Linked DNA regions of Homo sapiens: region 2 is linked to region 1. A link is an interaction called in ENCODE POLR2A ChIA-PET data of the cell type or tissue named here. Cell type or tissue: endothelial cell of umbilical vein. All regions are shown on one strand. Region 1 overlaps PTPRK (protein tyrosine phosphatase receptor type K). Region 2 overlaps PTPRK (protein tyrosine phosphatase receptor type K).

Evidence for each region. Peaks named below come from ENCODE experiments on the same cell type or tissue, not always from the same donor. Only the 100,000 strongest peaks of a DNase experiment are listed, where the experiment ranks them.
Region 2: POLR2A ChIA-PET joins it to region 1 with 5 read pairs; 2 of 35 experiments call an interaction of 5 or more read pairs at or near these places.

What each region holds. Positions count from the first base shown.
Region 1 is chr6:128,492,593-128,496,592 of GRCh38, reverse strand. All of the region lies in intron 1 of PTPRK (protein tyrosine phosphatase receptor type K), which reads left to right. Among named protein-coding and RNA genes, the nearest start is that of PTPRK, 26 kb to the left of the region's middle. In endothelial cell of umbilical vein, no CTCF peak of the experiment used is centred here; a DNase peak (open chromatin) is centred at 1,972; H3K27ac peaks cover 441 bases.
Region 2 is chr6:128,303,553-128,307,552 of GRCh38, reverse strand. The region is part of intron 3 of PTPRK (protein tyrosine phosphatase receptor type K); the gene reads left to right. Among named protein-coding and RNA genes, the nearest start is that of PTPRK, 220 kb to the left of the region's middle. In endothelial cell of umbilical vein, no CTCF peak of the experiment used is centred here; a DNase peak (open chromatin) is centred at 2,152.

The DNA of each region.
Region 1 (4,000 bases):
CAGGACCATGTAAGGATAACATCTGGACCTGATCTCACATCTCAAGGTCTTAAAGTTGTCACTTCACTTAGGTTTAATATTTTATCTTAAAAATGGTTATTCATCAAATATTCATTAAATGCTAACCATATTTACAACATTCTGCGAGGAACCATAGGGTTACAAAGTATATGACAAATTCCTTAGATATAATATATAATAATCAGAGGTGGAATTTTACAATTATTATTCTCTATTCTCTACTTTACTACTGGACTGGGTTTTAGGACTAGCCCCCATCCCTGCTCTACTTTTCTGCCTTAAGATTTAGGGAAATGTTTTTTCTGATAATCACATTGCTGGAATCTAAGATGGGCTTCCTCATCAAGTTTGCTTTTTTTCTTGAGATTTTGAAAGACACTCTCAGTCTTCAGCTGTATATTGAGCACCTTCACTGTGGCATGCTTTAGGGACTGAGGTCATAGTCCTTTTCATTGTGGACTTTTCATCCTGGACTTTTACAGTCTGGGGTAGATGGATGTGAAACATATACTTGTCAATATGTAATCCTAAGTTTGGAAAGTCCAGAAAAAAATATAGGGGGTTTAGAAGAATGTGTCTTACCCAAGGAGTGCACAGGAATTTTGACATTAGGAAAGCTAGGCAGGAGATACAAGCAAAGAGTCCCACCTGTGTGAAGACATGGAGACTGGAGAGAATGCGGTGCATTGGAGAGAATGCAGTGCATTGCAGCAACTGAGAGAAGCCCACTCACTATGGCTGGGGAAGAGGCGTGAAGGAGAGTCTGGTGAGAGTGGCCAAAGCTTCAGGTAAAAGCCAGAGCATGCAGGACCTTATAACTAACGATGACGACTTAAAGGAAAAGACATGATCAAATTTTCATAAGTATCGCCCTCAGTATAGTGTGAAAAAGGGTTTGGAGGGGCCACGTGGATTTTGGTGAGACCAGTTAGGAGGACATTGTTGCAGTCTAAGTGACTGTAGGGTGAGAGAAGTGTACAGGTAAAGGTATTTTGAAGGTGGGAGTGATGGAGCATGCTAGTAGATTTGTGGGGACTTAGAGAGAGGGAAGGATGAGAGATGCTGCCTGAGTATTTGGTTTGAACTGTAACATTTAAGGAGGATTTTTTTTTTTAGGCTCTTGCCTCCACGAGGATTTAAAAACAAATTTGCATATTACCTTTTCCTTACAGTTCACATAATTCCTTTTTTAGGCAACATGGCTATATATTCTTTTATCTTTTCCCTGAAATTGCGTCTCTTATTAAGATTTAAAGTATATATCTATGTACATATGCATTTGTTTAAAATGTAGTCATTTAAAATTCAGTTCTAAACAACTGGGTCCTTACCCCAGGCACCTTTCTATATTGATTCTCCTTTAACTTCCTTGAGTGATAAGCTTTGCTATTTTTGAAGTTCTTTGCCTATTCACTTTCTCTTCTTTAGACTGTGTATGAATGGATAGATACACACACTCACCCACACAGTTTGTTTTAAATTGCACAGAGTTGATGTATAATAAAATATGAAGAAAGGAAGAAATATTTTTAAAATTCTTATATTTTCTTTAGTGGTTTGTCTTAGAAAATGAACACATACCGGAGAGTTGAGAACTGAGATTTTTGTTTATTTTATTTATTTATTTTTTGTGAGAATAGCAAAGGCTTTACAATGTGACTGCTTACTAATGTCAGAAAAATAGCAATTCAGCTCTTACTTTCTCCCCTATACTTTCAGGGCGTTATGACAGTTTTAATGTGAGTTGTAAAATGTAGGGAGGTATACTCTAATTCTCTTTCACACACATAAATCAAGTTTCAGGCTCTTTTGGAAATGTTTACTAGAAAAAACATCATGGGCAGATTTTAAAATGCTTTTGGATTGCATGACGGCGTGGTGCCACTTCCATTGAAGTGTTGTAATATTTTATTTTCCTTCCCAAAGCGTCAAGATAAATCCTGTAAACATTTTTTCTCCTTTTGTTGTTTTGGTTGTACTATTGTGTTTGGCTCTAGCCTTTTGCCCCCAGGGAAACAAAAGTGTTTTTTTTTAACTGCAGTGCTCCCGCTGAGTACTCCAGCTGTTGGGCAGCAGTTTCAAAGTTGTTCCCTATTTACACACTGCAAGTCTGGCGGATCACAAAGCTTCCTACATCTTATCTGAAACACAATATACTAATTTCAGGGATATATTTAGAAGGAAAATTGTTGTCAAAATTTACTATAATGTAGCTTATTTTATCTTTTAAATTTAAAATCTACTAAATCATTATATCTTTAAAAAATGGTGATGGTGAATGTCAGCATAACACGTAATCTTATCGAAACAATTAAAATTTATCAATTAGCAGGTTCAAGTAACTACACTTTTTTTTTTTTTTTTTTTTTTAAGATACAGGGTCTTGCTACATTACCCAGGCTGGAGTGCGGTGGCTGTTCACAGTTGAGGTCATGGCTCATTGCAGCCTCAAACTCCTGGGCTCAAGCCATCCTCCTGCCTCAGCTGCCCAGGTAGTTGGACCACAGACACCTGTTCTAGTAACTACTGTTTGTCTATATTTAACGTTAACCAATGTGGTAAACCACTAGTGTGTACCAGCACTATGTTAGGCTTTGTTTAGGTTTTGCCCTCTAGGAGCTTCAGTCTGTTTGGAGAAATGGACATGTAGATAAATGTTATAACTCACGTAGAAATGAAGTGCTTAGAGAAGGCAGATGACAGAGTTACTGGCTGTATCTGGAGAAGTTGGATAAAGCATCATAGATGAGGGGACAGTTACCTTTGGAGTTTCCAGATGAAGAGATGGAGGAAAAGTGCCTTGATGACACCAAGTCACCCATTGTGCTTGTTTACCATGTGGTTAAAATAAAGCATTTGCATTTGGTGATTTCTAAACTCTCTTCTAGTTCTATGAATTGACCACAGTATAAGTATAGTTGTTTCTGTGTGTGTGTGTGTGTGTGTGTGTGTGTGTGTGTGTGTGTGTGTGTGTGTGTGTAGGGGGCGGGAGGTACTTTTTTTTTTTTTTTGAGACGGAGTCTCGCTCTTTCACCCAGCTGGAGCGCAGTGGCACGATCTCGGCTCACTGCAAGCTCTGCCTCCCGGGTTCACGCCATTCTCCTGCCTCAGCCTCCCAAGCAGCTGGGACTACAGGCGCCTGCCACCATGCCCAGCTAATTTTTTGTATTTTTAGTAGAGACAGGGTTTCACTGTGTTAGCCAGGATGGTCTTGATCTCCTGACCTCGTGATCAGCCCACCTTGGCCTCCCAAAGTGCTGGGATTGCAGGCGTGAGCCACCGCGCCCAGCCAGTTAGCGGGGGGTACATTGACTGGGCTTGAGATGTTCGTATGTAATAAATTTTTAAAAATTGCAGTTTTAATTTCCAGTTTTTAGTGAATTTTGGTCAATAGAATTTGCTCTTAGGAAAAAGTAAAGGAGGTGAATGCTGGCTTTCTTTTGCAATAGAAACAGCCAACTCACTCATTCATTTAACATATATTGTTGAGTGCCTACCATGTGCCAGATATTGTTAGAGAGCAATAAAAACACATATTCCGGCTTCTAAAATACTTACATTTTGGTGGCACATGGGACACCACACTCTGGATTGGGGGAAAATTTGGGGTATGGGTTGCCACAAAAATGAGCAAACATCAGTGTCTCCTGCCCTTTCCAAAAAGCACAAGGGGGCTATCCAAGAGAAGGGAGAAAGCAGGTCTAGGCTTGGAAAGGATAGGTGGAAAGTGTGGCACTAGCAAGGGGTTTTTGGAAGGCAAGGGTTTCCATATGCAAAGATTGGGAGATGGAGTATTTCAGCTGAAGAGAAAACTTAAGACTATTTTCAGGCCAAACAGTCCAACTTGAAGAGTGGGTTATATTCAATAGAGTAGTAGGAGATGAATTAGATACTGAGCATGAAAATAACAGCTATGAACTTGTCCTCATGCCAGGTGCTGCGGCAAGTGTATTTACTTATTAAATACTTCAAAATCCCG
Region 2 (4,000 bases), 190 kb after region 1:
TGGCTTGGGTTTATTTTTTCAGTTTCTTATAGTTCTTTGGACAAAAAGCCTTAATTTTAATATTGATTTTTTTTTGATTTTTTTTTTTTTTACTTTACAAATAAAAAAGGAATGACTTTGTTAAGAAGCTCTTCCCAGCACTGAGGTTATTTAATTCTATATTTCTTCTAAAAATTTTATGATTTGCCTTTCCAATTTAAATATTTGATGACTTTGGGTTTGATTTTATATACAGCATAAAGTAGGATATTTATGATACTCTTCCTTAGTGCTGGATTCATGCATATACATTTTTTTCTGTGTTTTTTTCTTTGTTTCTCTGTGTTTGTCTTGTATGTGTGTGTCTATGTGTGTGTGTGTGTATGTATATATCCATATATATATATATATATTTTTTTTTCTTCTGAGCTCTGAGCCTTCTATCTGCCTGCTAGAAATTTCCATGTTGATGTACATCACCTTAAACTAATTATATCTAAAATGGAACCAGTTTCTCACACTTTCTTACTCCCCCTACATCTAACTGGCATCTAGATCCTTTAAACATGTCCTTTGAAATGAGTTTTTATCTGATAGTTTTTATTCCTACTACCACCCTATTTCATGCCATGTGACCTGAACCTCAGACCTCCGAAATGTTTCAAGTATACCTCTTGAATTTCTGTTTTCCCCACACAGATCATGTGCAGCTGACACCATATTAGTATTAATTTTTCTAAAGTATAAATTTTGATTCTCTTAATTTTTTTTCTTTTGAGACAAAATATCACTCTGTTGCCCAGGCTGGAATGCAGTGCTGTGGTCATAGCTCACTGCAGTCTCTAACTCCTGAGCTCAAGTGATCCTCCCTGCCTCAGCCTCCCGAGTGGCTGGGACTACAGGCACATGCCACCACACCCGGCTAATTTTTAAATTTTTTTTTTCAGAGATGCTGTCTGCCTATGTTGACCAAGCTAGCCTTGAACTCCTGGCCTCAAGCTACTCTGGCTTCAACCTCCTGAAATGTTGGGGTTACATGCATGAGCCACCATACCTTGCCGATTCTCTCGAATGAAAGTAACATTATTAATTCCTCTTTGTCATAGTAAAGTGGCTGGTCCCTAAGGCTCTCTCTGTTTCTTGTCTAGCCCCAGTTCTGTTTTATAACATCTGTCTTCTAACTTAGTTTCTCTTTAAATTATCTTGCATTTTTGTTTTCACTTATTAGCTCATTCCATTGTATCCATTGCTCCACTAACTGGCAAATAGAAATCCAATCCATTCTATCATTCTTTTGGCATTCATGATTCACTGAGCTATAACCTTCTTGAATGTTTTTGTTGAAATAAAGGTACAGATTCTTATATTTTCCTTTATTCCCTGGTATGGTTAGGCTCTGTGTCACCACCCAATTCTCATCTTGAATCGTAATCCCCATAATCTCCATGTGCCAAGGGCAGAACAGGTGAAGATAACTGAATCATGGGGATGGTTTCCCCCACGCTGTTCTTGTGATAGTGAGTGAGTTCTCAGGAGATCTGATGGTTTTATAAGAGGCTTCCCCCTTCACTCTGTCCTGCCACCCTGTGAAGAAGATATCTGCTTCGCCTTTGCCTTCTGCCATGATTGTAAATTACCCAGTCTCACGTATTTCTTCATAGCTGTGTTAGAACAAACTAATGCATTCCCTATAGCATCCATCATAATAGCTAGCATATAACACATAATTAATAAATACTGAGGGATTGATTAGTAGAAGGATACTGGTCTTATTCTATGAAATTGTATTTGGGTTCTTCTGGGTGAAATTCTTTTAATAACAATTCATTTGTGTAGTTAAAGTTTAAAGGATGCTATTAATTTTATTATGGCAAAAATGAAACATTTGAGTTTTACTTAGAATAATTGACAGAATCTGTATTTTTCTGAAGATCCAATTTTCAACCTGCATGGATAGCCTTTCTTTCCTAAATTACTTGTTTTTTAAATGTTAACTATAAATGTTTCATTTCTATTTGTTTTCTTGATTTCTTTTCTTTTTGTGTGTTTCTTGACTTTCTCAGCCAGAGAAAAGTAATGCTACCATAGCAATAATACATTTAGATTCTAGTAGACTTGTTTTCTTACATTTCTGTTTTATATAAACAAGGCGAGTCATAGTGAAAGTACCTAGACTAACTATTCAAGCCTGATATGTTTATGGACTCTTTGTGGAAAAAAGGAAACTTTAAATCCTCTAAGCTACTAAAGATGTAGAAGGATAATCCAGTATTATTTGGTGATTCATGTAAAGAAGAAAAATAAAAGAAGGAGAAAAATCTGGTTGAAGCCACCTCTATTAGTCAACTTTATTTCAGATATTAATTAGTCTGCACTAAAATGACAGTGATAAGCCAATAAAATGATGACTTTGAAACGGGAATTCTTCAAAAATCTAGTAAAAAGAGTATCGACTCTTTCTTGTCTTCTTTTTCAAACTTACTGTTTAGCTCATCTTTATAGCATTCAAGAAAAGAATACTTGAGTAGAATAAAGAGCTATTTTTATCTTCAGAAAAAAAATTATTTAAGAAATATGGAAGTAACAAAATAGGCATGCCAGAGAACTGCCATTTGCCACTGCTTTTTGAGCAGCACGGTGGTATATGATCCATTTCTTAAACTGCCATGGTGAGTTAGAGTGCCTTGTTTCTCACAAGTTTTGTTTTATTAAAAAAATAGTTTCTTGTCTTCTTCTCTCTTCTAGGTTTTATCAGTTTGTTAACTGTCTTCCTAGCTGGACTAGGGAGCATGTGCTGATTGTATGTGAAAATGAACTCCTTGGGAATTTAGCGTTCTACTGAATTCTCTTGAACAAATAAATCTGGAGATGCTTTTCTTTGTGCAAAGTTGCATTTCTTTAAACAGGTAATCATCGTTATTAAACTTAGCAATTGGTAGAGTTATATATGTTTTAATTTCAAGGGCTTTAATGATTATTTTCTCTAACAACCAGATTTTAGAGACTCATAAGAAGCCACTTGATTTGCACATATCACACACAGAAAGGGTTCTTAGTGAGCCTTTCCATTCAACTACTTTCAAAAAAACTTAAATGTTTTATGCATTTTACAAATAACTTTTTCTCTTAAAGTCCAACCAAAGGGGTGTTTTGTGTATTTTTATCCTTTACATCCATTGAAATTACCTGTTCTGTATGATATAATGAAACATGGGTACTTATTTAAGCTAAAATATAGTTGCTAAAGTTGGGCCTCCCTGATGTTAAATGCTACCCCCTTCAGTAGTGACATTAATTAAAGAAAACTTGTTAATTTGTGAGTTATTCTAAAATACTTTCTCTCATAAAGAAGCTATGTTTCTCCTTCTAACTAGTATACTTAGGTTTTGCTTGGCAAGACTATGTGGAAAGAGGTCTTATGTCACCCCAGCTTAGCAGTGAAGAGCAGAAGGCACTACTGTGCCTCTCTTGGTCTTTTTAGGTAAACCACAGGCAAAATATGGAGCACATTTCAGAATAATGTTAATGCTCCAAAATTGCATAAGTCCTGGGCTCCAAAATTGCATAAGTCGTGGGGCTGTGACACAACCATCTTCCATGATTGTGTTTCAGTCTGACTGCAGTGTTGCTTTTGTCTTCGTAGGGTAAACTCTGTTGTTTCAACAGGTATCTAGACTTCAAATAATTGTTAAATGAGTGTTGTAATTGAAATAATCAGCCCTTGGAACTGCAATCATTATGAAAATTGTATGCTCTTTAAATTCTATGTAAAAATAGATTGTTTTAAAGAAAAAAAATTCATTTTAAAAACAGAAATGTGCTTGAACAACTTATTTTAATGGAATAAAGTTAAGCAACGAATCTTCATTCCACAGCTTTAACAAGTCTTCCAGCTTAAGGTAATCAACTACAGCAGATATTATTTTAAGATATTGAGGTAGCAAAGAGTCCTATCTACTTAGAGAATGTATGATTTATAATAGAATACCATGCACTAATATTGAACAGCATCAACCCATAT